Regions from separate parts of the Homo sapiens genome. Here region 1 is linked to region 2. The links are chromatin loops, found by intact Hi-C in ENCODE. Cell type or tissue: tibial artery. All regions are shown on one strand. Each heading gives the region's core, and the rest is flanking DNA. Links, peaks and the distances in the headings are about the cores only.

Evidence for each region. Hi-C counts contacts between places; a loop is a spot of excess contacts. Peaks named below come from ENCODE experiments on the same cell type or tissue, not always from the same donor. Only the 100,000 strongest peaks of a DNase experiment are listed, where the experiment ranks them.
Region 1: it touches region 2 in a loop (11-fold over the local background); 104 of 110 quality-filtered maps call a loop at or near these places.

Annotation. Positions count from the first base shown.
Region 1 is chr14:70,021,419-70,037,162 of GRCh38, forward strand. SMOC1 (SPARC related modular calcium binding 1) reads left to right here. Exons shown (of 12, transcript NM_001034852.3): 11 at 1,785-2,029; 12 at 8,824-10,948. The coding sequence ends at 8,840. Among named protein-coding and RNA genes, the nearest start is that of SNORD169, 51 kb to the left of the region's middle. RefSeq lists a silencer at 11,094-11,388. In tibial artery, for the core only: a CTCF peak has its summit at 6,578 (motif pointing left); DNase peaks (open chromatin) are centred at 6,533 and 8,563.
Region 2 is chr14:69,810,908-69,826,651 of GRCh38, forward strand. LOC100506358 (a long non-coding RNA gene) reads left to right here and starts at 853. Exons shown (of 2, transcript NR_149012.1): 1 at 853-1,091; 2 at 4,358-5,060. In tibial artery, for the core only: a CTCF peak has its summit at 7,975 (motif pointing right); a DNase peak (open chromatin) is centred at 7,977; H3K27me3 peaks cover 2,174 bases.

The sequences.
Region 1 (15,744 bases), core at 3,422-11,421, 210 kb after region 2:
ATCTGAGTTCTTCAGTGAATAACTTCATGCCTGTTTCAAAGACCTCCTGAGCCTGGTTTCCATGACAGACTAAGCAGATTTCCTAAAAGTTAGAGGCAGCTGGCAGCTCTCCACGGCTCCCTCACACCTTCCGCCAGGTACTCTTTGAGTTAAACCTGTCACGATGAGGTCCCCTTGGCAGATCCACTAATTGCATCCTCCTGGAATCAGTCCAGGATGCCCGGATTACCTGCTCAAGACTGAAATTCAGCTAATTAGGAATAGGCATCTAACAGGGATGGATGACTGGCTTTTTTTCCCCCCGCATAATGGAACTTCTTTTTCCCTGAACTTGGACGTTACTTGGTGGGGTGGAAGAGGAGGGAGTTTGCTGGCTTGTTCACAGGGGAGGGGTCAGAGATTATCTCCCTTCTGGAAAACTCAGCAAACCCCAGAGAAGTCAGGGTGGCATGACAAGTGCCTTGAATAGTTTCCCCACCAGGAACAGCTTCAGAATGTGCAGACAGGCCTTCGACCCTGATCTAGGATCCCTCTGGAACAGTGAGCCCTCTGCCCCACTTCTGACCTCTGGTAGTCATGTGCTCTGTCCCAGCGCCCTGCACACTGAGGATGTGAATGTGTGGGACTCCCAACATCAATCTTTTTCTCCTTCCCCAGGGGAAGTTGCACAAGGGCCTAGATCACAGTCACTCAGTGCCAAGCCCTGGGAACAGGAGCCATGGGGCTCATGGGGTTCCATTCTCCTCGTTAGTGAACCCAGGCAGCCCCTCTGTAATAGACCCATTATTGGCTTTAAAAATTGTAAATAGTAGTTATCACCCTGACTCCGTTTTGGGAGAAAATAGGAGACAGTTAAGTAAATAACATAGATGAGTAGGCCATTACATACAGTTACACATGTAGACGTAGATGTTGGCCTTGTAACTTGATGAGGGGCTGTGTTAGATGTGCTTGTGACTCTGCCTCTGGATGCCAGGAAGTGTTCTTGGTGACTCTAGTCCAGCATTTCTCAGCAGAATCACCTGGCAGTGCTGGTGAATACATGGTTTCCTGGGTCCACCCCAGATCCCCTGACTAAAACCTCAGGCTGGAGAGACTCATCCCCAGTAGGTCCCGGCTTTTCCAGTTTTGGAACTTCTGTTGGTGTCTGACCCAGTTGCTTTCTTCTCTCAATTCCCACTGCACTGGATGTCCAGCAGTGATGGACCGTGGGAACCTCACACCCCACATTCAGTTGTCATGACTATTTTCACCTTTTTGGCTCTGTCTCATAGAGACAGTGAGCCACTTGAGGCCAGGGGTGCACCCTCCAGGGCCCAGACTGGCACTGGGCGTACAGTGGATGCTCAGAGCACCTTCCCCACAGTCAGTCCACCACAGGGCACATGTTTACGTGTAATGAGCAGCTTGTCCGCAGTGAGTGCTAGGCCAGGGGAGGGACAATTTGGATTCCAGCTCTGGTTTATTCAGCAAATTAGATCAAGCCAATTTGTCTTGAGCACCCATCATGTACAAGAACATTTCTGGCTTTGGTAGAGGGTGAGTCATGTTTGTGTAATAAGGATTACCCACCTGGGGAGTCCTGAGAAAAGAATGGTCCAATCTTAGGATTTGAGTCGGAGAGGATGGCTTAACGTTGCCACAGGCTGAGCCGCTGTGGGTGGACTTTGGCTTGGAGGAGCCGTTTCTACCTGACTTTCTGGGGGCAGTCATACCAGGGCTGATGGTTCCTGCAAGATCCTGATTGGTGTTCTCTGCGGTGGGGGTGTTTGTCCATGGCCCAGGTTCTCAGAGCCAGACCCCAGCCACACCCTGGAGGAGCGGGTAGTGCACTGGTATTTCAGCCAGCTGGACAGCAATAGCAGCAACGACATTAACAAGCGGGAGATGAAGCCCTTCAAGCGCTACGTGAAGAAGAAAGCCAAGCCCAAGAAATGTGCCCGGCGTTTCACCGACTACTGTGACCTGAACAAAGACAAGGTCATTTCACTGCCTGAGCTGAAGGGCTGCCTGGGTGTTAGCAAAGAAGGTGAGTGCTCTCCCCTGTGCTCCTGGCCTTTCAATACTTGCCCCCACCCAGGCATGGGACCAAGGGCTCTCTGATAAATGAGATTCCAGATACTCATCTATTCATCAATTATTTGCTGGAAGTGTGCTATGCTTCATGCTAGATGTTTGAGACAGTGGTGGAATTGACTGATAAGGTCCCTATCCTTGCACAGAAGACAGAGCTTAAATAAGCACTCACATGAGCTGTGATACATGCTGTGAGAGTGTGCTAGGGTGGGCCAGGCTACAGTCACAAGTAGACCCATACATCATGGCTTGACACAGTGGAAAATTTTTCTTTCCCATATAATAGTTCAGCATGGTCGCAGGTTGTAGGGTGTGTGTGTGTGTGAGTGTGTGTATGTGTGTGTGTGTGTGTGTGTGTGTGTAGGGGTAGGAGTAGGGGCAGGGATTGCTCTATGCAGTCACTCTGGGATCCAGGCTGAGAGTGACTCTGCCATCTTCATCATGTGGCTTCCAAGGTTACTCTGGGGGTCATCTCCATCCTCAGTCAACCAGATGGAGTAGACATGAAGCAGTGCATGTGAGGGAGTTTCATGGGCCAGTCCTGGAAATGACACTCATTCCTGCTGGTATTTCACTGACCAGAGCTCGGTCACTAGGAAGGCTGGGTTTTATGGGCCAGCCCTGGAAATGACACACATTCCTGGTCATAATTCATTGGCTGGAACTCAGTCACTAGGGGAAGGGAACCCAAGAAGAGAGCAGCATGAATTCTGGTGAACACCTAGTAAGCTCTGTCACAGCAGGGCAAGTGCAGAGCATTGTAGCAACATATATAGGGGCACCCAAGACTCTAAGGGACAGACAGCCTTGAAAAACTTTTGAAGGAAGCGATGCCTAAACCAGGGCTCAGCAAACAATGGCCTGAATGCTCAATCTAGTCTGTGGCCTGTTTTTGTACAGCCTGTGAACTAAGAATGATTTTTGCATTTGTAAAGAGCTGTAAGTTTTTTTTGAAAGAAGAATATATAAGAGGGACCGTATATGGCCCACAAAGCCTAAAATATTTACTATTTAGTCTCTTGCAGATAAATTTGCCAACCCATGGTCTAACCCATTACTGGAAACATGAGTAGGAGATGGCCAAGCAGAGAGGTCAGGAGAGGGAAGAGTGTTCTAAGCCAAGGCAAATGAGGAGTGAAGCTCTGGAGGCAAGGAAACAGTTTTCAATGAGCTGAAGGATGTTTGTGTGACTGAAATGAATATTTTAACAGTGGTAGGAAGAGCAGGGGTGGTGACAAGAGGCAAGGTGAAGTTGGAGAGTTTTTAAATTCAGGTGAAAGACTTTAGACTTTATAAGGGTAGTGGAAAGCTGTTGAAGGCGTTCAGAGAATTGATAGTATCAGTTTTTCTTTAAAAAGTATTCTGGTTTCAGGGTGGGACATGGATTGGAAATGAGCAAGGCAGGGTCATCCAATAGGAGGCATGGCACAGTCCAGGCTAGAGTGATGGAGGGCCAAGTTATGAAAACACAGCAGGGTAAGGGGAATGGAGAGAAGTGGGTGATTGGAGATCAAGTTAGGTATGGGACAAAGGTAGGTTTGTTCAGCTGGAGGCATGGCTGCTCACTGAGATGGGCAACATGGAAGGAAGAGCAGGTTAAGTATAGAGGGATGTAGAGGGTGCCCAAGTATGGTTTGGACACGTTGAGTTGGATGCACATGAAGGATGAGTGGCTCTGTAATGCAGGTGAAGGGTCTGAAGATGCAGATTTGGGTGATGCCGACTTATTTGAAATGGAAGCTTTGGAAAAGCTGAGATTTCCTAAGGAGAGAGTTTAGCAGAAGAAGATAAAAAGGCCTTTTCCTTGTTCCTCAGTTGTCAGAGTAAACCCAAAGAATAGCATGGGAAATGGATGGGTTCCCATAGGAACCTGGGCTTGGGATCCACTTCCCACCGCCCGCCCCGCCATGGCTGGTTTCTGGCCTTGGTTCTGGGGCTTACTGGTGTGTGACTGACTTCATTACTCTGGGCATGCCTGTCTGACGCGGATGCTTCTCTGTTCCCATAGTACTCTGAGTCTCCAGGACTCAGCAATGAGTCAATGGTTCAAACCCTGCCTCTGTCCCGGCCTCGCTCTTTCACTACATGCGGCTTGAGTGTCCCTTATCTGAAATGCTTGGGACCAGAAGTGTTTGGAACTTTTTCAGATTTTGTAATATTTGCATTACACTTACTGGTTGAGCATCCCAAATCCACAAAATCTGAAATCCGATATGCTCCAGTGAGCATTTCCTTTGAGCATCATGTCAGCACTTAAAAGGTTTTGGATTTTGAAGCATTTTGGATTTCAATTCAGTACAAATTACTGAACCATTCTGCATTTCAGTTTCTTCACCTGCTTAATGGGAAAAATGCTAGAGTCTATCTCATAGGACTGTTGTGCTGATTAAATGGGACAGTGAGTTAAAGCATTCCCAAAGTTCCTGAGAAATTGAAATAACTCAATAGAAGTTCAATACTACTATTCTTCTTTGTAAGATGAACTTACACTGTGTTGCAGTTTACTCTTCCGATTACCCCTTGAAGCCAAAAGGATTCTCTCTCTCAATTCCTAACCTCTAGCACCGTACATGGCACCTGGTAATTCATTAAGTCCTTGTTAGATGAATGAATAAGTGAAGGAATGAATGGATGGGGGGGTTGCCCCTTCCGGTGACATTATGCTCTGACACGCTTGGAATTTGTGGTCCTTTCGCAGAGCACAGTCAGATGGCCAATGTCGGGAAGAGACCATCCAGTGTCAATGTAGACCCCAGGCATACCAGGGGCACTCCTGGGCTAAGCGATGATGCTCTGTACTGCCCCTGCCTTCGGCCCCCTTCCCGTGCTAGTAGTTCTGGTCTGCACAGCACACGGAAGCCAAGCAATGGCTGAGTGTGGTGAGCTCAGATCCACCGAGCTCAGGGACTCCTCCTAGCCTTCCTCTGAAGCCTTTCCAGGCACCAGGTGTCTGCCAGTCCCAGCTGACATACAGGACCTGACAGAAGCATCCAGAGAAAACTGAAGTAGAATGTAGATTTAGGGATCCCTGGTCATCTGGATGTTCCTCCTCAATCCAGGCTCAGCTGCAGACAAGTGTTAGTTTCAGTTATCCTCATAGCTTTGCCCACAGAGGCCCCTAGGGTGCTTTGGAGTGCAACTGTCATTCTTCTTGGCCCAATACACCCTCTTGAACCTCTCACCTCAAAGGTAGGACTATGGAAAGTCTGGCCAGAAAGCCCGTGTCTGTGACATGTCTCTGAATGTATATACACATGTCTGTTTGTGCATGTCTCTGTGGGTAGGCCTGAGTGTGCACCTGTCTGTGTTCATGTCTGTGTCTGTTTGTACATGGTCTACACTTATGTCTTTAAGTATGGCTATGTGTGCATGTCTATACACATGTGTGCATGCATTGTGCATATGTCTGTGTATGTCTGTGCATGTGTCTGCATATGTGTGTGTATGAGTGTGATGGAGTGAGGGAGAGTAGAACATTGAGATAAGAGGAAGAGGGTATGTAGGATTAATCAATGGGGTGGGGTGAAGTGGAGGCTGAGTAGACTTAAAGCCTATGCAGAGGCAGAAAGGATTCCTGTGTCCCCACTCTCCATTTCAACACACACCACAGGACACACTGCTCTGGACCCAAGCAGCCCAGAGCTAGAAGGCTCTGTGGGTCCTCTAGTCCATTTTGCAGTCTAGGAGTCAAGGCTAGCCCAGAGAGGAGTAGCGATTTGCTCAAGGGTACATGTGAGGTACCACCACTGCTGGCGCTTGGCCCAGCCTCAGGATTCCTGGGCCAGACTGCTGTCCCCTCCAGGAGAAGGACCCCAGTGTGTTTGAAGATGTCGCCTTGTGTGAGCAGGCCAGTCTTGGTTGCCTGGTGAAGCCAAGGGAGTGGCCAGTGGGGGAGTCTGGGGAAGAGGGGGAGCAGACCAGCCTGGGGGCAGCGTGGGCAGGAGTAGAGGTGTTGCAGGGGGTGAGGGTGCCACCAGCAACCTGAGTGGGGAAGCCCACAGTTTCCAGGCAGGCAGTGCCTATGGGATGACGGACCACTATTGAGAGGCCCAGGAGCAGTGTGGGTATACCATGATCAGGCACAAGTAGGGGCTGGAGTAAGTGCAGAGGCCCTGAAGTCAGATGGGCCTGGCTTGATTTTAATCCCAGCTCTGACAATTACCGGATCTTTAATCCTTGGCAAGTTACCTAAACTCTCTAAGCCTCCGTTTCCCCATTTGCAAAGTGGAGATTATAGTACCTACCTCAACGATTTGGTGAGGATGTAATCAGATAATGTGTGTGAAGAACTTAGCACGGTACCTGGTACATAGCGAAGGCACAAAAGAAATTGGTAGCGGTAGAGGAACATGTCCGGGAAAGAAGGTATGAGTTTCAGAACTGCCCCCTCCATCCCTCTGCTCTGCAGGGCGGCAGAAAAAAGCCCCTGTGGTCAATGGTGTGCAGGGGCTCCGGGAGCAGAGCCTATGCGTCGGTCATCCATCCCGTGTCGTGCGGTGCCCCCTGGTGGGCTGCGAGGGGCTTGCATGCTAGGTGGGGACAGAAGCTGGCTGGGGGAAGGATGCCGAGCTTGGGGACCAGTAGAGTTTTGGGTCCAAGGGACTGAATTTTTGGAAATTCCACTGGATCACAGATATTTTACCAACCAGACTCCTCCCTGGAGAGCTGAATTCTCTGCATAACATGCCTCTTTCTTCACTTTCCCAATTTATAAAGCACCTTCACTGGGATCATTGTCACTGTCCTGTGAGGCAGGCGGGGTGGGGTCTAGTGCCTCCTTTTCTCAGAACTATCCGCTCTTCTTTTGCCTTGTCTGAGGATGCCAACTGCCTGGGGCTCAGCCTTCTTCTCTTCCATCCTCCCTGATGGCTCAGAGCATGATTCTGGAGGCAGCTAGCTAGGTCGGAATTTGCTTTGCCGCATGGAAGCTGTGCCATCCTGGGTGGGTTACTTGATATCTCCAAGCTTCAGTTTCATCATCCTAAGATGGAGATAATTTTATCACTCTCAAATAAAGTCGCTCTGAGGATTAACTGATAGGACTTAGGTAACAGGATTAGCACATAAGCCTCCATGAAAAAGAGCTGGTTACGGCTAGCTGTCCATTTTGCTTCACACATCTCAGCCTGGTGGGCAGGACTGCTGTGCACCTCCTTTTTAGATGTGCTGACCTTTCTACTCAGCAAGGAGAGAAGCAGCTGCTGGAGGGAGTGGAGGAAAGGTGGGATTTGAAGTCAGCAGCCTGACTCTGCCGCTTCCCACCTGCCTGCCTTGGGGCTGTCACCTTCTTTTAGAGTTCATGTCCTCCTCTGTAAAATTGGATAAACCGATATCCACCCCACGCCCACTCCACCCCATGTCCGCTCTCCTTTCTTCAGTTGTAAGGAATATTGGCATAACCCAGGGGACATGGAGCTGTGGCTCACATGACCAGCGGGTGGGCTTGGGTTCTGCAGCGCTGTACACTCCTCAAAGCCCTTTCTCCTCCTCCATGAATTCAGTGGATCCTCAAGGCAATTCTGAGAGGGAGGCAGAGCAGAAGCCGTACAGCTGTGGTTCTAGCTCCCAGGCTGTAGACTGACCCAGAGAGGTTCAGGGGCATGCACAGAGTCACGTGGCCCTAAGCATCTCGGAGTGGTGGCGGGGGGCAGCTCTTGATGTGCTTGCCCCCAGCTCCTCGCTCCTCTTCAAGAGGCCAGGACCTGCTGGAGCAGGCGTGGCAGTTTCCACAATGGCTCAGCACCCTGTGGGGAGATGTGGGTGTCAGCAGAATGAGGCTGGGACTTTGTGTAAGTCGCCCCTCTGCTCTGAGCTGCTGCTGGATTCCTTCTACCTCTGACATTCTGTGACTCGGGGAACCAAGACCTGGGACAGTTCTGTCCAGGTACATCAGCACCAGAGCCCTTCTTAGTGGATAGCTGAGGGATTGCAAAGAGGTGCCCAGCAGGAGCCAGGCCTTATGGAAAAGGGACTTTGTGTGAAGGCGTTGGCCAGTAATAAGTTCACCTGAGCCATAGACACTCACAGAGCAAAAAGTAGGGCCAAACAACTTTTTGCTCTTTCCCAAGTCTGCTCTTTATTCTGAGGGTCAGAGAGGACAGAGACCCAGCATACGGAAGAAGGTGCCAGTTCTCTGGTCAAGGCCACTCAATGTCACATGTTCCTGGTTTGTTGCAGGTGGTAGCCTTGGCAGTTTCCCCCAGGCAAAATGAGCAGGCACAAACCCATTCAGTAAGTTGCCCCTTTCTGGGCTCCTCAGGGGTGAAGGGATTGGCCAGGTGACTTAAGCTCCCATTTTCAGGTTGTTTGCTGAGGACACGAGAGAACTATTGGGTCAGTGCCAATGGGATTCTGCCATCCCCACCTGTAAACAAACCCCTGTCGTTTCCACCCCAGCCCCAGGTTGAAAAGCTGGCATGTGAGAGTAGTGTGATCTGAACAGAGTGCACACCCTGCAACCCACACTTCCCTAGGCCAAGCCTCGTTCTCTCCAATGCCAGACTTATTTCAGTTGCAGTGGTGGTGCCTCATAGTGGCAAAGGACAGGCTGGTAAAACATGCTCATCTGCAAGTCCAGGCAACCTGTGCCCCACCTAGCCTCATAGAGGACAGCAGGTGGAAAAGGCTGCACTTGTGGGGAAATTGATGGACATAGCTGGATTTCTCACAAGCCCAACTCTAACTTCTTGCTTATATCTGCCCCCGACCTTTTTTTTTTTTTTTTTGCATTCTCCTTCCTTCTCTCAGTAGGACGCCTCGTCTAAGGAGCAGAAAACCCAAGGGCAGGTGGAGAGTCCAGGGAGGCAGGATGGATCACCAGACACCTAACCTTCAGCGTTGCCCATGGCCCTGCCACATCCCGTGTAACATAAGTGGTGCCCACCATGTTTGCACTTTTAATAACTCTTACTTGCGTGTTTTGTTTTTGGTTTCATTTTAAAACACCAATATCTAATACCACAGTGGGAAAAGGAAAGGGAAGAAAGACTTTATTCTCTCTCTTATTGTAAGTTTTTGGATCTGCTACTGACAACTTTTAGAGGGTTTTGGGGGGGTGGGGGAGGGTGTTGTTGGGGCTGAGAAGAAAGAGATTTATATGCTGTATATAAATATATATGTAAATTGTATAGTTCTTTTGTACAGGCATTGGCATTGCTGTTTGTTTATTTCTCTCCCTCTGCCTGCTGTGGGTGGTGGGCACTCTGGACACATAGTCCAGCTTTCTAAAATCCAGGACTCTATCCTGGGCCTACTAAACTTCTGTTTGGAGACTGACCCTTGTGTATAAAGACGGGAGTCCTGCAATTGTACTGCGGACTCCACGAGTTCTTTTCTGGTGGGAGGACTATATTGCCCCATGCCATTAGTTGTCAAAATTGATAAGTCACTTGGCTCTCGGCCTTGTCCAGGGAGGTTGGGCTAAGGAGAGATGGAAACTGCCCTGGGAGAGGAAGGGAGTCCAGATCCCATGAATAGCCCACACAGGTACCGGCTCTCAGAGGGTCCGTGCATTCCTGCTCTCCGGACCCCCAAAGGGCCCAGCATTGGTGGGTGCACCAGTATCTTAGTGACCCTCGGAGCAAATTATCCACAAAGGATTTGCATTACGTCACTCGAAACGTTTTCATCCATGCTTAGCATCTACTCTGTATAACGCATGAGAGGGGAGGCAAAGAAGAAAAAGACACACAGAAGGGCCTTTAAAAAAGTAGATATTTAATATCTAAGCAGGGGAGGGGACAGGACAGAAAGCCTGCACTGAGGGGTGCGGTGCCAACAGGGAAACTCTTCACCTCCCTGCAAACCTACCAGTGAGGCTCCCAGAGACGCAGCTGTCTCAGTGCCAGGGGCAGATTGGGTGTGACCTCTCCACTCCTCCATCTCCTGCTGTTGTCCTAGTGGCTATCACAGGCCTGGGTGGGTGGGTTGGGGGAGGTGTCAGTCACCTTGTTGGTAACACTAAAGTTGTTTTGTTGGTTTTTTAAAAACCCAATACTGAGGTTCTTCCTGTTCCCTCAAGTTTTCTTATGGGCTTCCAGGCTTTAAGCTAATTCCAGAAGTAAAACTGATCTTGGGTTTCCTATTCTGCCTCCCCTAGAAGGGCAGGGGTGATAACCCAGCTACAGGGAAATCCCGGCCCAGCTTTCCACAGGCATCACAGGCATCTTCCGCGGATTCTAGGGTGGGCTGCCCAGCCTTCTGGTCTGAGGCGCAGCTCCCTCTGCCCAGGTGCTGTGCCTATTCAAGTGGCCTTCAGGCAGAGCAGCAAGTGGCCCTTAGCGCCCCTTCCCATAAGCAGCTGTGGTGGCAGTGAGGGAGGTTGGGTAGCCCTGGACTGGTCCCCTCCTCAGATCACCCTTGCAAATCTGGCCTCATCTTGTATTCCAACCCGACATCCCTAAAAGTACCTCCACCCGTTCCGGGTCTGGAAGGCGTTGGCACCACAAGCACTGTCCCTGTGGGAGGAGCACAACCTTCTCGGGACAGGATCTGATGGGGTCTTGGGCTAAAGGAGGTCCCTGCTGTCCTGGAGAAAGTCCTAGAGGTTATCTCAGGAATGACTGGTGGCCCTGCCCCAACGTGGAAAGGTGGGAAGGAAGCCTTCTCCCATTAGCCCCAATGAGAGAACTCAACGTGCCGGAGCTGAGTGGGCCTTGCACGAGACACTGGCCCCACTTTCAGGCCTGGAGGAAGCATGCACACATGGAGACGGCGCCTGCCTGTAGATGTTTGGATCTTCGAGATCTCCCCAGGCATCTTGTCTCCCACAGGATCGTGTGTGTAGGTGGTGTTGTGTGGTTTTCCTTTGTGAAGGAGAGAGGGAAACTATTTGTAGCTTGTTTTATAAAAAATAAAAAATGGGTAAATCTTGGCGGCTGTTGCCTCTTTCTTTGGGTGGCTTCCTTTAATGAAAAGGCTTTATTTCCTAGAAAGCTTAGTTCGTTTCCCTGGCCTGGGTGCTCTCCACTTCCATCCAAGGACATCTGAGGTGCTGCCAATGATGAACCTAGCAGGGGACCCGGAAGTGGCCAGTGTGGTACTGCACCTAGAGAGGGGACTCCCTTGCTAAAGGTGTTTGTGCACTCTCTGTAATTCTTCCTCTTACCTCCACCCACATGTCTGCCCCACGGGATGCCCCTCCCTGACTGCCATTCCCTTCCTCTCACTGGAATGTAGGGAATGTTGCTGGCAGAGCTTTGGGGGCAGGGCTTGGGGAAGAGCCTATTCCATGGCTTCAGGCTGTTGAAAGTGGGTACATTGCCATCATCCAGATGACAAGACGCCAGGCTGAAATGTAGCCATAGGTGGGGAGCAGACCCCCAGTGGAGTTTTTCAGCCTGTACCCCAGTTTTGTGGGGTATCTATTCTGGCTGAGGCTGCAGGTCTGGTTTGCAGAGCTGGAGAACTCCCAGACGAGGATTGGCAGCAGGGGTGGAGATTCTAGGTTTTCTCCAGCGTGACCGGCCTCTTTGCCTTTTTCCCTGTGTGCACACACAGCTGTCCCTGGAAATGACCGCCTCAGCCATCCCCTTGGGAACCTTCTCCAGATTCCTTGTGCCACACTCTGCCCCCTTGTCTTTGCAGGTGAACAGAAGATAATTCCCCTTGTAAACCTCTCCTCCAGCCTTTGCTCCAGCTAGGCTTTCTTGCGACAGGGTCTAAGCCCCGGAATTTGATCACGCAGGCCACTCCTTGTCCAGGGCTTGTCCTTCCTTGCAGCTCAGAAGAGAGGACAGGTGGTTCACGGCACACTTACCGAGTGCCAGACACTGCGTGCTATGTATACAGGCCCTGTCGTATGTATGTAGTACCACAACCCAGTGACACAGGCGTCATTGTTCCTATTTCTCAAGTGTGGACTCAGACTCAAGAGTTCAGTGTCTTGCTGGGGTCACCCAGCTGGAAAGGCAGAGCAGGAATCATACTTAGATTTTCTGACTCCAGGCCTGGAGCTCTGCCTACTCCTCAGCTGCCTTCCTTGAAGGGTTAGAACTGCAACTGTCTCCTTCCTGTCCAGCTTGGGTCCTGGTGGGAGTTCCATCCAGCAGTGAGTGCATTTTTTCCCCAGAGCAGTTAAGGGTCTTATTAAAAGCCACCACTTTGCTGAGGCCTGTACAGGCCTTGGGGGTTTGGGGAAGAGAAATAAGGCAGGCACTTGTCCCTTCAGGGAGGGACTTGTCCCTCACTGGGAGGTTTGGGGTTGACCTTGGCTCCAGCAGAGATACCCAGCCTGGCGTGGAAGGGGCAGGTCTGAGCTTACGCTTGACTGCAGGGCAAGCTGCAGGCCTCTTCTGCCTTCCCCTGCATTCACCAAGGACAGTAGGACCAAGAGTCAAGGAAAAGTGCAAGATAGATCTATCCCATTTCTTCCTCCACCTGGAGATTCCTGAGCTATGCTCAGCCTCTGTGGGGCAGGGAAGACTGGGGACATTTTTAGTCAGGATGCTGAGAAGTAATTCCTGCTGGGGCCAGGCATCTTTTCAGGGCTGCTGTGATGCCAACAAAGAAGGGGCCCCAGGCCCATCCTTACTCCTGGTCCCCAAAAGGATCCAAGTGGGATGGGAAGCTGGCAGCACCAACCCACTTGTAGATTAACAACAACAACAAAACACCAACAAATAAAAAAAAGCAAAACAACAACAACAAAACAAAACAAAAACCAAAAACTAAAAAACCAAACCAAAACCAAAAAGCCCTGGATCACCAGGCTGTTCATCTGGCTATTTACTCCCAAGTTCCTGAAAGACCTGCAAGGCCACAGTTGTGCCCACCAAGGAGGCTGAAGACCTTCCCAGGCACCATGACCTTCTGGTCTGTGGTGTTAGGCCTTTTTCTACTACACAGGTGGAAATAGGTGAAGCTTGATCTTTTCATGCAGCACTGCCGAATCAAGCTCTCAACCCTAGGGCCTGGATCAACATTCCCCTTTGTGTGCCTTTCATGAGTTGATAAGGAAAAGGGCCATGACCTTGGTTCCATGCCTGCCTACTCCTGCAAGTGTCTGTGCTATGTATGGGGCACAAGTCTCTCTTGTCATTTCTCGTCAAGTCTTGGTGGGGCACTCTGGCCAATTCCTTCTATTCCTCTACGCCACCCCCAACCAACACCTCACCCAAGCAGCCCCTGCTCCCTCTCCTGCTCTGCACTGCCCCTTTTTCCTCTGTCAGGATGCACTCTGTGAAAGCTGTCTTGCCTGTATCCTCCTAGCCAGAGCGCTAACTCTAGCTACTGGTCGGTGGTCCTGTATGTAGTACCCCAGACCAGGCCTGTCTACAAGTCCAGGGCAACCCTGAGAATTCACACACTTGATGGTCACATGCACTGCATACTTGGATGTGGTCTCTCCACACAGTGATGGACACGTTGCTCAACTGCTCATAAGACTCAGTCAGGAGAGACCAGGATAAGCTTCAGTAAGTACACCCTTCCCAACCTCTCTGGCTCAAAACAGAAAGGTGTTTTTCTCACTGCTGCGACACAGCAGTGAGATAACAAGAGTAATGTACTCAGCACAGTGCCTGGTACAAAACTGGAGCTCAGTATCTGTCAGTCATCCTCCTCTTCCTCCTTATTTGTATCATCAGTGAGCGTTGGCACTGGGAGGAGCCTGAAAAATCACCTATTCTAATGGTTATACGTGAAAAATCTAAAATCTCAATAGATAGGCGGAGTGGCCATCTCCAGGTCAAATACTTTTAGCTTGTGACACAGCCAGAATTAGAATTCACTTCTGTCAACTCCTAATTTAGCATTCTTAATAGCAATTACTTTGCTATACATTTAAAGAGGCATACAGCATATATAGATGGAAAATTCCATTAAATGATGGAAAGAAGTGTGTCTACTGAGATGTTGAGTAGTTCACTGTATCAGATTCTAAAAAATGAGTTGTTTAGGGAAAGGTATAGTGAAATATACCTGACAAGGCAGTGAAATGAGGTAGAGATAGAGTGATGGGATGCACATGCCATTGCAAAAAGCATTATGATGCGGGCTGTATGATGGAGTTGTAACTTCTGGAGGAAAGCTAAAAATGGAGGAACAGATTAATATCAGCAGCAAAATCACATGGTCTGGCAGGAAAGTCAGGGCCAGTGGACAGAGAACCTACTACAGGAGTCTTCAGCCTGGTTTTGCTATGAACTAGCTGTGTGACCTTGAGCCATTGGCTTCACCTCTCTGGGCCTCCTTGGTGTTTTTGCCCAGGAGTTCTCACTGTATGTCAGACATTTTGCTAAGCCTGTTATCTCATGAAATAATTGCAACAACTCTATATGGTGTGCAGAAATCTCCTGCCTACCCCATCTGGAGCCATTCTTCCCCCTTCTTCACCTGCTGCGTGCTCTGCCTGGGGGACTAACTTTTATGCATGGCATCAATGGAGTTCTTGTGCTCTCTGGATGACCAGGAGTCCAGTGGGAGATGGGAGAGTGGGAGGGGAGGGAGGACAGGTGTTATTCTCTGTAAGGTTGCCTTGGGCTGGCTTTGTTTTTTGACTGAAAGGTATCACTCCTCTCTAAGAGGCCTATCTACCTGATTCTCTCTCCTTCTCAGTTCCTGAAACCTCTCCTCTCCTTCCACTTGGGCCTAGGAGGAAGCAAACTCATAAAGTGGAACTCTGGGTTTGGGCTGGTCATGAGCAGCTCAAGGACAACTTCCTTGATGAGGGCAAATGGGACCCAGGTAGTTCATGGTAAAGGGTGGCATCATCAATACTCAAATTATCACTGAATGGGGTAGAGAATAAAGTGGAGGGCAAGATGCTGGGGGATCAAGTGGTTCTAATGCTTTGTTCCTAGAGCAATTGCAGTATTTTCAAAAATTATGACATCACCTGATTATTTGCATGACTCTTGAGAACATACATGGGGGAAAAGACAAATTAAAAGCTATTAACATGCACAGGGAGAACTGGAAGTCCTCCCAGGAAACTTTAAAGGAGTCCCTCCTCTCCTATAGCTGCAGGGACCACAGGGATATGGACCAAGCCCAAGTTGCAGCATTAATTAAATGCTGGACCCCATTAGGACTCTTCAGGACATGAGTAGGGAAGGAGTAACACCAAATAACATATGACTTAACCTACCCATGTAGAACTGGGTACCTTTCCCAATAAATTATAAAATTGAACTTGCTCAGAAATATTTATTATAAAATGGAAGTGGTATGTATATAGGGAAAACAGCCCATTCATGTCAAGAAAGCACCAGTAACCTGCACAAACAGGCAGTTTTGACTCCTGTGGTAACTCCAGGTAACAGCTTTGCTGCCTTTCCCTCAACCACACATTGACTTCATGGGGAATTCCCTGTGACCAGTGAATAAATGAGAAAAAAGCATGAACCTAATTCTGCACAGCATGCCAGCACCAGCCAGAAGTGGACAGCGCCATCTATAGCCCTACTCACAGGAGACCCTCAAAGACTGTGGTGGATGGAAATTTTCCCAGTGGACAGAACTTCAGGCAGTACATTGAACTGTCCACTTGGGCCTGAATCATGGATCTACACCAACTCATGCAGTGGATGATGAGTGACTGGCTCATTGAGGACTTGAAGCTAATTGGTGGCAAGAAAAATTAGGAATTTAGGAATTCCATGTATGGAATGGGCCCCATAGTGTGAAGATATAGTGCCCCATACAAATGCCTATCAGAGAGCAACCATG
Region 2 (15,744 bases), core at 3,778-11,777:
TCTTTACAAAACAATGAAGAATTAGCTGGGCTTGGTGGCGTGTGCCTATTGTTCCAGCTACTTGGGAGGCTGAGGCAGGAGGATCCCTTGAACCCAGGAGGTGGGGGCTACAGTGAGCCATGATGGCACCACTACACTCCATCCTTGGCAACAGAGTGAGACTCTGTCTCAAAACAACAACAACAACAACAACAAAAACAAAGACCAGAATCTAAACAGTTGTCTAAACAGCAAAAGAAGAGCTGGGTTGGGGAAGGGAAGAGAATCAGAGGGAAAGCTGGAGAGAAACAAAGTTCCTGCACCCTGACCTACTATCCCACCCAAGGTCACAATCCTGGGTTGGAGACAGTCACCAGAATAAATGTGGGGACTCTGAGGCCAGAGAAGACCTGTGCTCCTTCCCAAGCATGGCCTGGGGAAGTTGGCTGAGATCCTGGAGTACCCTGTCTGGTCAGCTGTCATTGTGTCTGACGACTGCTGGATGGAGCATTGGGGCAGAGAGGCCACAAGTTGGCAAAGTCCTCCTCCTTGAGACTCCCGTGGCTCAATAGGTACAGGGAGCCAAAGGCCCGTGGGACGTGACCAACTCAGCATTCCACTGAGTCTATATGATCAAACAGCAAACTGTTTATCATGAATACAGAATGTGGGCAAACTCACGACCGCGCCTGCCCCAGAAGGTTTGCTGAGGGCAATCACTTCCTGGCGCCAAGCTCCTTGAGGTTATCTACTGGGACATCTAGAGAATGCAGTCTTGTGAGACTACTCTGGACGAGCAGCTGACCCCTTCTTCCACCCCCCTTCTCACTATCTCTTTTGCCTAATAAATACGGAGGGCTGTGTAAAGGTCAGGGCCCTTGTCCACTAGAGGCAAGGTGCCCCCTGACCCCTTCTTCCAAATATACGCTTTTGTCTTTTATTCCTGCATTCGCCCGCTTTGTTCAGTCCCCCTAGGTCCATGTGGGTTACATAGTGGCGCCGCAGAACAGGGACTTCAAGGACGTAAACGAAGAAGGTCTGCTGGAGCAGAGGAACTGAAATTGAGAAGGTGAACGGGGACCCCAGGCCGAGTCTGCCGACAGGGATATAAGGTCGGTGCCCTAAAGAGGTACTGGGAGCAGTGCTTTAAAGAAGTACTAGGAATGGGAAGTTTTCTGAATCAGGGTAACATGAGTCAGAATTTGTCTGTTGGAGAAAAACATTATGTGCAGTTGCTTAAAGTTTTGTTGAAACAAACTGGTGCTCAGGTCAGTTCTCAGACATTAAGATGCTGCCGGAGGTTATTACGCATAACCCATGGTTTCCACAGGCACTCTTGATGTGGAAAATTGGGATAGAGCAGAAGGATTAAAACAGGCTCATCAAAAAGGTTTTAAAGTTGATTCTTCAGTTTTTTCCACTCAGAGTTCAGTTCGTACTGTACTTCTGCCATTATCTCATTATTATGCGGGGTAGCAGGCTGAATCTAAAAATCTGAAAGAATCTGTTGTCCCACCCACAGATCCAATTGAAAATAAAAGACAGGAGAGGGAGAATAAAAATTGGCCTATACCACCTCCTCCAGTTGCAGAAACATCTGTACTGCCTCCTTTGGTGGCAAAAATAGAGACCCCCCAATACAGAGAATTTATGCTCTGCTGTCATAGCCGGAGAGCCCTTAGGACCTTGTGCTTTTCCTATTTCCGTAACGCCTGATCCAAATAATCCGCAGCAGGTTATTCACGAACACACTCCACTAGAGTTTAAGTTGTTAAAGGAATTAAAAGCGAGTGTGGTAAATAATGGCATACAGAGCCCATTCACTTTAGGATTGCTAGAATCAGTGTTTGGTGTCATACATCTTTTACCCTTTGATGTGAAACACTTGGCGCGAACTTGCTTGTCTGCGAGTGCATAGCTGATGTGTAATTTCAATTGGCAAGAAAAGTGTGCAGAGCAGGCTAGACAGAACTGTGCTGCTGGAAACGGAGACATTACAGAGGATATGCTATTGGGTAATGGCCCTTATTCAGACCTGGAACGTCAAATGGCACTCCCAGACGCTGCTTATCAGCAGTGCGCATAGGCCACTAAATGCACTTGGGCCACAATTCCTGAAGAGGGAGTCCCAGTACAATCCTTTTTACATATCATGCAAGGGTCATAGGAACCCTATGCACAGTTTCTTTCAAGATTACAAGACGCAGTGAAGCGTCAGATTCCTCATACCATGGCTGCAGAAATGCTAACCTTAACTCTAGCTTTTGAGAATGCAAACACGGATTATAAAAGTGCACTGGCACCTGTGAGATGTACAAAAAACTTGGGAAATTTTCTCAGAGCTTGTCAAGATGCAGGAACTGAGCTTCATCGCTCTTCAATGTTAGCTGAAGCAATGGCTAATTTAGTAGTTGACAAATCTAAAAGGAGCCAAGGGTCAAGCTCTAAAATGGGAAAATGTTATAATTGTGGAAAAACTGGACATTTAAAAAAGGAATGCCACCAGATCTCAGGACAGAAAGGATCTTACAATGCAGTTCCCCCATCAGCGGAAAAAACGCCAGGACTTTGTCCTCGCTGTAACAAAGGAAATCACTGGGCTAATCACTGCTGCTCAAAATTTCATCGGAATGGCACCCCCCTGTCGGGAAATGAGATGGGGGCCTGGACTTGGGTCCCACAAACAGTGAGGGCATTCCCAGTCCAGACCTTAACCCCGTTTTAGGCATGGGTTCCTGGAGGCACATTGATTCCATCACCCCAGGAACACCAGGAAGTGCAGGATTAGATCTACCTGCCAGAGAAAGAATCACATTAGTTGGGGGAGACAAACCCATCAAAGTTCCCACTGGTATTTGGGGAACTTCACCAGCAGGATACATGGGACTAATTTTAGGCAAAAGCCGCCTTAACTTGCAAGGCATGACTGTAGTCCCAGGAGCTGTTGACTCTGATTATGAAGGAGAAACTCAAGTAGTTTTAATGTCACAAGATCTTTGGGTTTTTGAACTGGGAGAATATATTGCTCAATTATTGCTTATTCCCTGCAAATTACACCCTTCTCCATGAAAGGAGAAACGAGGAAATAAAGGGTTTGGGAGCACAACTACATGGGAAATCTATCTATCCCGACCCATAGCCTCTAATAGACCCACCTGTGTAGTACAAATTAAAGGAAAGAAATTTTATGGGCTTATGGATACGGGAACTGATGTATCAGTAATATCTAAAGACAATTGGCCCACATCCTGGCTCTTGCAATTAACTTCTACATCCCTAGTGGAAGTAGGAACAGCTCAAAGTGTTCAACAGAGTGCTGAGATTTTACCTTGTCTTGGTCCGGATGGGCAGTCATGTACTTTTCAGCCTTATGTTGCAAATATAGCTATCAGTTTATGGGGCTGAGACTTACTTACAGCATGGGAGATGAGACTTACAAATGAAAACTTTGATAACCCAGGATTTAAAATGTTGAAGGACATGGATATCAGAGTGAAAAAGGTTTAGGGAAATTCCTACAGGAAAATCCTAACCTGATATCAGTAACTGGCAAAACAGATAGAAAAAGGCTAGGAAATCAGGATTTCTGACAGAGGTCATTGATATTTCTCCCCTGCCCACTGCCTTACCATTAGAATGGCTTAGTGACAAACCTGTGCGGGTGGATCAATGGCCCCTAACACAGGAGAAGCTAGATACCTCTGGTGCTTCAGCGCAATGCTGAGAGCTAATTACAGTCATTCAGGTTTTACAGCTCACAGCTTCAGATCCTATCAACATTGTCTGTAATTCAGCTTATGTTGTAAACGTAGCCAGTCACATTCACATGGAAACTGCTACAGTTAAAAGTACACTAGACCCAGAACTGCTTAATTTGTTTCACTTATTCTCAAATGCTGCATGCTACATGCCAAACAGGTGAGACAGCTGGTCATGTACAGTGACATTGTCTGTCATCATTTGCTCATATGGGGATACTTAAACAATTAAAAACTGACAATGGACTCGCTTATACTAGTCATGCTTTTCAAAATTTCTTATAGCTTTGGGCTATAACCCATAAAATAGGAATTCCTTATAATCCTAAAGGACAAGGCATTGTAGAGCAGGCACATTGAACATTACAACACATGTTGAAAAGACGAAAGGGGTATAGGAGGCCAACTACCACCTCAATCAAAACTACATTTAGCCTTATTTACTTCACATTTTTGGACTCCTGGTACAGATGGTAAGACTCCAGCAGAAAGACATTGGCAAGTGTTAGAGGAAAAGAGGAAAGTTTATCTGAAAGCATTATGGAAATCCCTGGAAGGACAATGGAAAGGTCGGGTGGATTTACTGACGTGGAGAAGAGGGTATGCTTGTGTTTTCACAGGAGATGGACAAGCCGTGTGGGTGCCCTCAAGGTGTGTGCAACCATGGAATGGGAGACTGGAGGAACCCAGGGTGGCCAACCATGGGTCCGGTCCCTCTGGTGTGAGCCATGAGCCAGCTGAGCCTGAGTGCGAAGACGGAGAGAAGGCCGACCACAGTCATGACATCAACCCCCATAACCTGGGGACAACTCAAGAAAACCACACAGGAGGCTGAGAAACTACTGGAGCACCAGGGACAGTCTGTAAAGTTGGATGGACCATCAATGGGAAAATGAGAGCTGCCCACCCTGGCCTTACACTCCTTCAATTAATACATAAACAGAAAGGAGGATATACAGAGAGCCAAAGGCCCATGGGACGTGACCAACATTCCACTGAGTCTATACGATCAAACAGCAAACTGTTTATCATGAATACAGAATGTGGGCAAACTCATGACTGTGCCTGCCCCAGAAGGTTTGCTGAGGGCAATTGCTTCCTGACGCCAAGCTCCTTGAGGTTATCTATTGGGACATCCAGAGAATGCAGTCTTGCAAGCCTACTCTGGACCGAGCAGCTGACCCCCTCTTCCACTTCCCTTCACACTATCTCTTTTGCCTAATAAATACGGAAGGCTGTGTACAAGGTCAGGTCCCTTGTCCACTAGAGGCAAGGTGCTTCCTGACCCTTCTTCCAAATATACTCTTTTGTCTTTGTCTTTTATTCCCGCATTTGCCTCCTTTGTTCAGTTCCCCTAGGTCCTTGCAGGTTACAAATGGGCAAGCAACTGGCTGGTTTGGAAGGGACTTCTGGGCTGGGATAAGAAGAAGCATAGTGCAGGACTCAGGAATGGGATTAGGGAAGGAGTGTTCTGGGCGGAGGGAACAAGTGGAGCGGGCCTGGTTTGGGGCTCATTTGGCTGAAGGGGCAGAGGAAAAGTTAAGGAGGAAGGGGCACGCTGGTCGGTGTAGGCTGTGGAGGGGACTGCTGATTGTGATTGTATTCTCAGAGTGGTGGGGGCCATTGAACATTTTAAAGAGGGCAGCAACATGATCATTCATTCTGGCTGCTTTGTGGGAAATGCCTTCCAGGGATTAAGAGTGGAAGAAGGAAGATGACGACAATCCAGACCAGAGATGAAGGTGGCTTGAGGGCGGCTTGGCCACGGCTGTGCTGTCCCACATGGAAGCCATTGGCCAATTAGCTATGAGCACTTGGAATGTGGCTGGTCTGAATGGAGATGTGCTGTGAGTGTAAAATACAGACTGAATTTTAAAGGCTTAGTACAGAAACAAGAACATCAGATATCACACGGATAATTTTTAAAACTATTGATTACACGTGGAAATAACACTGTATTTTGACCACCACGCTGTATGGGGTTAAATATTTTATTAAAATTCATCTTGCTTGCTTCATTTTACTTTAAAATCTGTCATCTAGAAAATCTACAGTTAGATACATGGCTTGTGTTTGTAGCTTGTGTGATATTTCCAGTGGACAGCAGTGGACTAGAGTGCGAGCAGTGCGTGGCAAGAAAGGCTTGGATCTGTGTTGATCCTGAAATAGAGCTGAGGAGAGCATCAGGGGTAAAGGAGGGAGAGCTGAGCCATGGGTTTATCGGTTTTCCAGGAATGAGGGATCCTGGGGAAGAAACACGTCTGGGGAGAGGCCATTCATGAATAAAATGTGCAAATGTTGAGCGGTCCCTTCATCATCCAGGTGGAGATGTGGAGTATGGGGCTGGACTTTAGAGGCAGTCAGGATGCACAATGGAAGTCATCAGCGTTTGGGTGGCATTTATAGCGCTGGGACTGCAGGAGATGATCTGGAAGTGAACATGAAGACGGAAGAGAAGAGGACTGAAGTCAGAACCCTGAGGTGCTTCAGCATTTAGAGTTGGGGAAAAGGAAGAAGATGCAAAGGAGACTGGTAAAGAATGACTAGTGAGGCCACAGAAACCCAGAAGAGTGTGGTGTCAAAACGCCCTGAAAAACCACCTGGAGGACCGGACCTAAGTGGCTGCTGCCCCCTGGAAGCAGGTCCCCCGCGGGGAGGGGGAAAGGAAGGGCTGCACTGCAATGCTTGGTTCCTTATCCTGAGCTCACCCTTCCCATCAGTCACTACACAGCAGCAGAGAGGAGGGACCTGGGCCTGGAGAGTTCCACAGAAGCCAGGGGCATGGAGATGGCCCCCACATGCCTGCTGCCTTCGCCTTTCTCTTCCAAGAATCCAGAGTGGCTGAATTGGTTCAACCCTCATAACCGATAATTCTCCTGCACTTGAATCTTACTCTCTCCAGTCTATTCTACCACACAGAATGGGACATGGAATCTCTCAAAGCCCAGCTCTGCCCTTCTCTGTCTCTCTGCCTCCTTGTCTCTCTCTCTGTCTCTCTCTCTTACTTACACACACACACACACGCACACTCACACACACCCCATTTAGCAGCCGTCAGTGTGAAATGGATTAAAATCCAAGTTCTTTTTTTTGAGACGGAGTCTCGCTCTGTCCCCCAGGCTGGAGTGCAGTGGCGTGATCTCGGCTCACTGCAACCTCTGCCTCCTGGGTTCACGCCATTCTCCTGCCTCAGCCTCCCGAGTAGCTGGGATTATGGGCTCCCGCCAACATGCCCGGCTAATTTTTTGTATTTTTACATGTTAGCCAGGATGGTCTCGATCTCCGCCCGTCTCGGCCTCCCAAAGTGCTGGGATTACAGGCGTGAGCTACCGCGCCCGGCCTAAAATCCAAATTCTTTAGCAAGACGTCCAAGGGCTTCCCTGATCTGACCCCGATCAGAATCCTTCCTGTCCTGGGGGGGCCCACCTCTCCTTGGAGGAGAGTGTTCTCTTCCTCCTTAAAGGTTTGCCACATTTGTGTGTGCTCCATGAAGGTGCTTGGTAAACATCTGGAAACCCTCAGGACACCTTCCATAGGCCCTTCTGTTCCTTGTTTCCCTGCCATGGCTTCCCCACCGGAGGATAAGCTTCTGGAAGACAGGAGCAGAGACGTGAGTGGGTGGATCGGCAGGGCAACTCTCTGGGCACCCAGTTGCACGACAGCTTTCAGGTTTCGGACTAGTTTTGGCAGTGTTATCAATAAGTGGTGACTTGTTATCCACATTTAAAATTCTTAAATTTGCCTCTCAAAAAATCGCCCAATTTAAAAAATTGCAAAAGAGAACAGAAGAGAAAAGAAAAATTACAAGAAAGTTGGAAACATTTTGCTGACAAAAAATTTTTGAGACCTTTTGGACATTGCTTTATATCTACATGCTTGTAAATGAGCTTCTTTGGTTAAGTGTGAATGATTAAAGCTTTACATGGGTACATGTAGGAAATTCCTTATTTAAGCATAAGGGATTACATGATTTTTGTTTTATTAGAGAATCCCTTCTCCAGCCAAACAAATGTTAAAGAGATTTGAAGGGGCCCCAAGTTATCATCCGCTGCCCAGAAGCCCTCATGTCTCCATCTGATTCTATAAAGGAGTGTGGGTTGGTCAGTCTTTACATTTCCTGTAACTCTTAGAACGCTGTTAAATAAGTGATGCTTTACACGTGGTAGGGCACTTGCTGTGTTCACCGGAATCAAACTAACGGACAAAATTTCAGCTGCACTTATAAATTCTACCACCAGAGGGCAGTAAGTCATCACTGATGGGATTGCCCTGCTGTCCCTTAGGTGCAGGGCAATCCCGTCAGCGGTGTTTGGGGAGGCGGGGAGGGGGGTGCGGAGTGCAGATGCGGGGGAAGGAAGGGATAAGGAAGATGTTTTCATATGGATAATCCTTTGTGGAAGCCGGAAAAACCTGCCAGAGGGATAACTCAGCTTGACCTGATTCACAGCTTCTTAAAGCACTGTGTATAAACACAACTTTCGTATTGATTTTTCTATACATCCAAATTTCCCCTTGATCTTTCAACCACAGTAGTTCTGAAATAATATACACTTCTCTTGCTTATGTGGTTCAGATCTTCTCTTCCCAATTCCAAGACTTCTAATTGGTTCATAAAGCAACATTTAAGAATACGAAGTCCACTTCCTTCCCCATTTAATAAAGGAACACCTATAGTGCCTTCTGAAGGCCTGCTATGTGCCAGGCACTTTACATATCAAGTCCTTTTTATTTATCAAAACAACCCTGTGAAACAGTTACCATTAACCCCATTTTACAAATGGGAAAACGGAGGCACAGAGAGATAAAATCATTGGTCCCAGAACAAGCCAGTGGCAGAGTGAGGATGTGAACCCAAATCTGCTGGCCTGCCCACTCATGCATGTATCCCAGTTTTTCTCCACCTCAGCCCTATTGCCGCTTTGGGCTGGATAGTTCTTTTTTGGGGGCAAGGACTGTGGGCTGTGTATTGCAGGATGTTTAGCAGCGCTATCGGCTTCTACCCCCTTGATATCAGTAGCACTCTTTCCCCTAGTTGCAACAACCAAAAATGTCTCTAGACATTGCCACAAGGCCCCTGGGTAGCAAACCGTCATCGGGGAGAACCGCTGATGTGGAAAAGCCTTGGCTGGGCTTCCGGATGCAGCAGACCAGTGTTGCCTTACAGCAGGAAGCCAGGGCTCTGTCCAGGCGCTGGCCTTCCAAGTGTCCCGCTCCAGCTGTCTTCCAGTTGCTGCTCTCTTAGAATGAGGCATCCACAGTACCTACCTGCTGCACTTCCACTTTTCTGCACCATATTCTATTTTCCAGGGCCTCCCTGGGCTTGTTGCTGGTTCTCCTGGCTGCTGGAGTGTGCACCTCTACCCCTGGAGTGTGCCCAGTGTGTCTAGCCAGTGGGGAGGGCGGTAGGCAGAGCTGGACATGGGAACTAGGTTATCTGGATACAGAAGTGCATGCAAGGCCCCTCTGCTGGAGGATGCTGTTAGAGGTGGGAAGAGAAGGGTGATGGGCTGTGGGCCAGGGTCTCCATTTGTATCTTGACTAGTTCAGGGTGGGCCTGCTTCAGACCCCTGCGGCTGGGGTAGTTGGGGGAGATGTGCTTGTAGGTGATACATTTGTGACACCCCAGTTTGAAGACCTCAGAATCACCGTGTCTGCCGACACAGAAAGGCTGTTAGGGCTCCAGGCTGTCTCCTGAATTATGTTTCTTTAGGGAAGTTTTCACCATGTTTACTGCTCACTTGGTGGTCATTTCCTACCTACAAAAGTCACTCTTTTTCTCCTGGAAAAGCAGACAGGAGTCAAACTAACAAAGGCATATGGAGAAGAGGGGCTCAGCCAGGCTCTCTTACCCACTGAGGAACCCTCACTCATGACAGCCTTCCAGTGGAGAAGCAGTCGAAATCATGGCTTGTAGCCCCCGCAATGGAAATAGCTTTATTTTTATTAGAGGAAATCATTGAAATGACTTACAGGCATACTTGACTACAAGTAATAGAGGTGTGGAAATGTTTTAACTCATTTGCAAATACTTGAAGTACAAAATTTACTCAGAATTCTCATTAATGGGTATTTATTTATTTTTAATTTTATTATTATTATACTTGTTTTAGGGTACATGTGCACAACGTGCAGGTTTGTTACATATGTATACATGTGCCATGTTGGTGTGCTGCACCCATTAATGGGTATTTATAATGTTGCTTTCAATCATTTAAACACAATAAATAATACATATCTGTCAACAGAGGACTGGTTATAAATTTATAGCACATCCGCATGCTGGAACCCAAGGCAACCATTACAGCCAGCAGCAAACTTAAAAAGATGAGGCACACTGGGTGTGGTGATGCACGTCTGTGTATCAGGTACTAGAGAGGCTGAGGTGGAGAATCCTTGAGCCCAGGAGTTCAAGTCCAGCCTGGGCAACATAGCAAGACCCTGACTCAAAAAAACAAAAATGAGAAAAAAAGATGAGCCAAGAGTAATTTATTCACATGACAAGTATATTCTGAGCCTATGGTATGTGTTAGTGCTGAGTAAAACCCTGGATAATAAAAACATGCTTTGACTTGCAAAGATATCCATCATAGAACATTAAGTTTAAAAAGCGAGATCACAGCATACATAATACAATCACATATATGCTATCATATATTTATACAGAGGTAACAGTAACCATTTACTAAATGCTAAGATTCACTGCACACCAAATATTAGGCTAAGCATGCATGTATGATAATTTTATTTAATCTTCACATCTATGAGGTAGGTTTTTTTTTTTCTTTTCTTTTTTTTTTTCTTCTGAGATGGAGTCTTGCTGTGTCACCCAGGCTGGAGTGAGTGGCACCACCTCAGCTCACTGCAACCTCTGCTTCCCACGTTCAATCGATTCGCCTGCCTCAGCCTCCCGAGTAGCTGGGATTACAGGCATGCACCACCATACCTGGCTAATTTTTGTATTTTTAGTAGAGACAGGGTTTCACCATGTTGGCCAGGCTGGTCTTGAACTCTTGACCTCAAGTGATCTGCCCACCTCTGCCTCCCAAAGTGCTGGGATTACAGGTGTGAGCCACTGTGCCTGGCATGGTTTTAAATACTTATAAGTGCATACATCTCACCTATTTCTTGCTAAATTTAATCCTTGCTATTTCATAGCTTTAGCTTTGTTTGCTGCTTCAAAGTGGAACCCCTCCCCTCAGTTTTCTAACTGGATTTTCCTTTCTTTGTCACAGTATTTGTATTAGTCAGAGTTCTTCTCTAGAGGAATGGAACTTATTTTGTATATATATATGGGAGTTTATTAAGTATTAACTTATACAATCACAAGGTCCCACAATAGGCTGTCTGCAAGCTGAGGAGAAAGGAGAGCCAGTCCGAGTCTCAAAACTGAAGAACTTGGAGTCTGATGTTTGAGGGCAGGAAGCATCCAGCATAGGAGAAAGATGTAGGCTGGGAGGCTAGGCCAGTGTCGGCTTTTCACACTCTTCTGCCTGCTTATATTCACTGACAGCTGATTAGATTGTGCCCACCAGATTAAGGGTGAGTCTGCCTTCCCTAGCCCACTGACTCAAATGTTAATCTCCTTTGGCAACACCTTCACAGACATGCCCAGGATTACTACTTTGCATACTTCAATCCAATCAAGTTGATACTCAGTATTAACACCACAAGTTCACCCCTTGTCAACATGAACCCATACACATCTCCTGAGATCATACATAATCTTCAAATAAAGACAAGAGTAAGGTCATAATTATGCCTAACATAATACAACTATCTTTCACACAACTGGAAACGCACCAATCCGCAACCCAAATACTATTACATAAAGTTTACTACTTAAATGCTGATGTGAAGTCAATAAATCTTATGTCACATGATAAAGGAAAAGAGAAATAAAATGAAGATATTTTCTTAGTGCAGGTGTACACATGCACCAACATGTTTTTAACAAAAGAAGGAGGAAATACTCATGACAATTACAGTCCTCGTTTCTATAGCTGATCACATGGTCGTAGCTGGTATTGATGACTACCTTCCTCTACTACCCATTCTGTGCTCCCTTTGCCTTCAGCAAGCGCCTCAGCAGGTCGTGGTTTTTTTCCCTGGTGGAGTGACCCAAACGTTCATTCCTGAAGGGTCTAGGTCATTTGTAGTCCTGCCGGGATTGGGCTGTTGTAGTTTCCCATTGACCTGAATCACAGGGCATGGTAATACTAAGAGACGCTCTAATGGATCTTCTGTATTCCATGCCTACCCTTTCTTACCTCTGTTATGGATTAGTAGACTAATTTCATCTTGATAGTCCAGGTCAATCAGCCCAGCCACCTGGTGAGGACAAATTTCTGCCCTTTCTATGATGGAAGAGGTCCAATATAGTTAACTTGCCACCAGGTAGCTGGCTGATCACCCCGAGGAATGGTTATTGAGGGTTCAGTGTTGGTCTCTGCTGCTGGCAAATTAGGCACTCAGCAGTGGCCGTAGCCATGTCAGCCTTGGTGAGTGGAAGTCCATGTTGCTGAGCCCATGTGTAACCTCCATCCCTGCCACCATGGCCACTTTGTTCATGGGACCTTTGGGCAATGACAGGGCTGGCTGGGGAAAGAGGCTGAGTGGTGTCCACAGAACGGGTCATCCTATTCACTTGATTATTAAAATCCTCCTCTGTTGAGGTCACCCGTTGGTGAGCAAGTGCTCACCAACATGGGATACAAATATCTTCACAGTTTTTGACCACTCAGGTCCGTCCACATACCTCTTTCCCAAATTTCTTAGTCACTAATTTTCCAATCGTGCTTCTTCCAAGTCCCTGACCATCTAGCAAAACCATTGGCTGCAGCCCATGAATCAGTATATAATTGCACATCTGGCCATTTCTCCTTCCATGCAAAGTGCACAACCAGGTGCACTGCTCGAAGTTCTGCCCACTGAGAATATTTGCTTTCACCTCTGTCCTTCAGGGATGTCCTAGAAAGGGGCTGTAGTGCTGCAGCTGTCCACTTTTGGGTGGCGCCTGCATGTCGTACAGAACCATCTGTGAACCAGGCCCTAGTCTTCTGTTTCTCTGTCAACTGATCATAGGGAACTCTCCATTAGGCCATGAATGCAGGCTGGGGGAGAGAAGGCAGGGTGGCAGGAGTGGAGTCCATGGGTTTTTGAGTCACTTCCTCATGTAACTTACTTGTGCCTTCAGGACCTGTTTGAGCCTGATCAAGTATATACGACTTCCATTGGATGATGGGATGCTGCTGTGCACGACCCACTTTATGTCTAGATGGGTCAGAAAGCACCCAGTTCATGATAGGCAGTTCAGGTCGCATGGTGACTTGACCCATAGTCAAACGTTCGGTTTCCACCAAAGCCCAGTAACAGGCCAAGAGCTGTCTCTCAAAAGGAAAGTAGTTATCTGCAGAAGATGGCAGGGCCTTGCTCCCAAATCCTAGAAGCCTCCACTGTGATTCACCTATGGGGGCCAGCATCATTATCTGCCACTGACACCTCAAGCACCATTGGATCTGCTGGGTCATATAGCCCAAGTGGCAGAGCAGCTTGCACAGCAGACTGGGCCTGTTGCAGCGCCTTGTCCTGTTCTGGTTCTCGCTCAAAACTGGCAGCCTTTCGGGTCACTCGATAAATGGGCCAGAGTAACACACCCGAATGAGAATGTCTTGCTTCCAAAATCCAAATAGTCCCACTAGGCATTGTTCCTCTTTCTTGGTTGTAGGAGGAGCCAAATACAGCAACTTATCTTTCCCCTTAGAAGGAATATCTCGACAGGCTCCACACCACTTGACCTCTAGAAATTTTACTGAGGTAGAAGGTCCCTGAATTTTAGTCAGATTTATTTCCCATTCTCTGGCACGCAAATGTCTCACCAATAAGTCCAGTGTGTTTGCTACTTCTTGCTCACTGGAGCCAATCAGCATAATGTCATTAATGTAATGGACCAGTGTGATATCTTGCAGAAGCAAAAAGTAATCAAGTTCTCTCCAAATAAGATTATGACACAAAGCCAAAGAGTTGATATACCCCTGAGGTAGGACAGTAAAGGTATATTGCTGGTCTTGCCAGCTGAAGGCAAATTGCTTCTGGTGGGCCTTATGGACAGAAATGGAGAAAAAGGCATTTGCCAAGTCCATGGCTGCATACTAGGTACCAGGAGACGTATTAATTTGCTCAAGCAATGAAACCACATCTGATACAGCAGCTGCAACTGGAGTCACCACTTGGCTTAGCTTATGATAATCCACTGTCATTCTCCAAGATCCATCTGTCTTCTGCACAGGCCAAATGGAAGAGTTGAATGGGGATGTGGCGGGAATCACCACCTCTGCATCTTTCAAGTCGTTGGTGGTGGCACTAATCTCTGCAGTTCCTCCAGGAATGTGATATTGTTTTTGATTTACTATTTTTCTAGGTAGAGACAGCTCTAATGGCTTCCATTTGGCCTTTCCCACCATAATAGCTCTCACCCTACCAGTCAGGGAGCCAATGTGGGGGTTCTGCCAGCTGCTAAGTATGTCTGTGCCAATTACGCATTCTGGCACTGGGGAAATGACCATAGGATGAGTCTGGGGACCCACTGGACCCACTGTAAGTTGGACCTGAGCTAAAACACCATTAATTACCTGACCTCCATAAGCCCCTACTTTAACTGGAGGACCACAATGATGTTTTGGGTCCCCTGGAATCAATGTCAGCTCAGAGCTAGTGTCCAGTAGTCCCCGAAATGTCTGATCATTTCCCTTTCTCCAATGCACAGTTACCCTGGTAAAAGGCTGGATTTGGAGGTCTCCTTGGGGAAGGATGGGAGAAAGATTCACTGCATAAATTGTTGGTAATGTAGTGGGGTCCTTCTTCCAGGGAACCCAGTCTCCCTTTCATTCAAGTGTTTCTGGGTATGTAAACTGGCTCAAGTCTGGAAATTGATTGAGGGGTTGTGATTCTCTGTTTTTATAATTCAAATTAGTCTTTTGTCCATTCAATCTAGTTTTCTCATTATATAAATTAAGTAGGAATTCAGTAGGCTTCCTGTCAATTTCACTTCTACGAACACAGTGATTAATCAGCCAATGACAGAGCTCTACACGAGTCAGACTATTTTGATTGCTGCTTTGTCTCTGCTCTCCATTACGGTAGCTATGCCCACCTAGCCTTTGATGGTTGAGTGCTGCCACTTGGCCCCTGCTACCTCGGGATCCAATTATTCCCATTGTATTTAAATTTCATAGTTGAGTGACTGCAGTTCCCACTGTTACATTTGACATGCAGAGAAGAGCAATTACAGGGCTCTTCAAAGATGCAGGTGCTGCCCTCACAAGTCTATTTCACAAGGCATTAGTTAAGGGTATATCTTCTGGATCCTCCCAACTGGGATGAGTAGGTCTAAAGGGACTAATCCAGTCCACCATCCCAATCTCCCTAAGCCTTTGGATTCCTTCCTGTACATTAAGCCAAGGAAGATCAGGCATTTCCAGCTCACTCACAGTGGGCCATCTTTTAATCTATATTTCAGCTAACCAAGCAAATAAACTATTAGAACCTTTTTTTTTTAAACTCCCTGAGCTGCAACATTAAAAGTGAGTCCCTACTTATTGGGCCCAAATCAATACATTCAGCCTGATCCGACTCTGTGTTCCTTCCACCATTATCCTATGCCCTTAATATCCATTCCCATGCCTATTCTCCAGATTTCTGTTTATATAAATTAGAAAACTCAAACAGTTCTTTCTGAGTGTAGCGCACCCCCTCATGGGTCACACTCTCAACCTCACCTCTAGGGGTCCGCCGGGACTTTAGTTACAGGTCTAGAAGCAAACAGGGGTGTTGGGGGTGGCTCCTGAGGAGAATCAACATTATTTTTCCTGGCAACTGCCTCAGGGGAGGCCATCACTGTTGCCTCCGGAAGGGCAGGGTTTATCTCCTCAGACAAAGGTGGAAAGGCTGATGGCAGCATGGGTCCGGGTGGGGATGTTGCCACTACTGGGGATGGGGAAGCTGTTGCTTC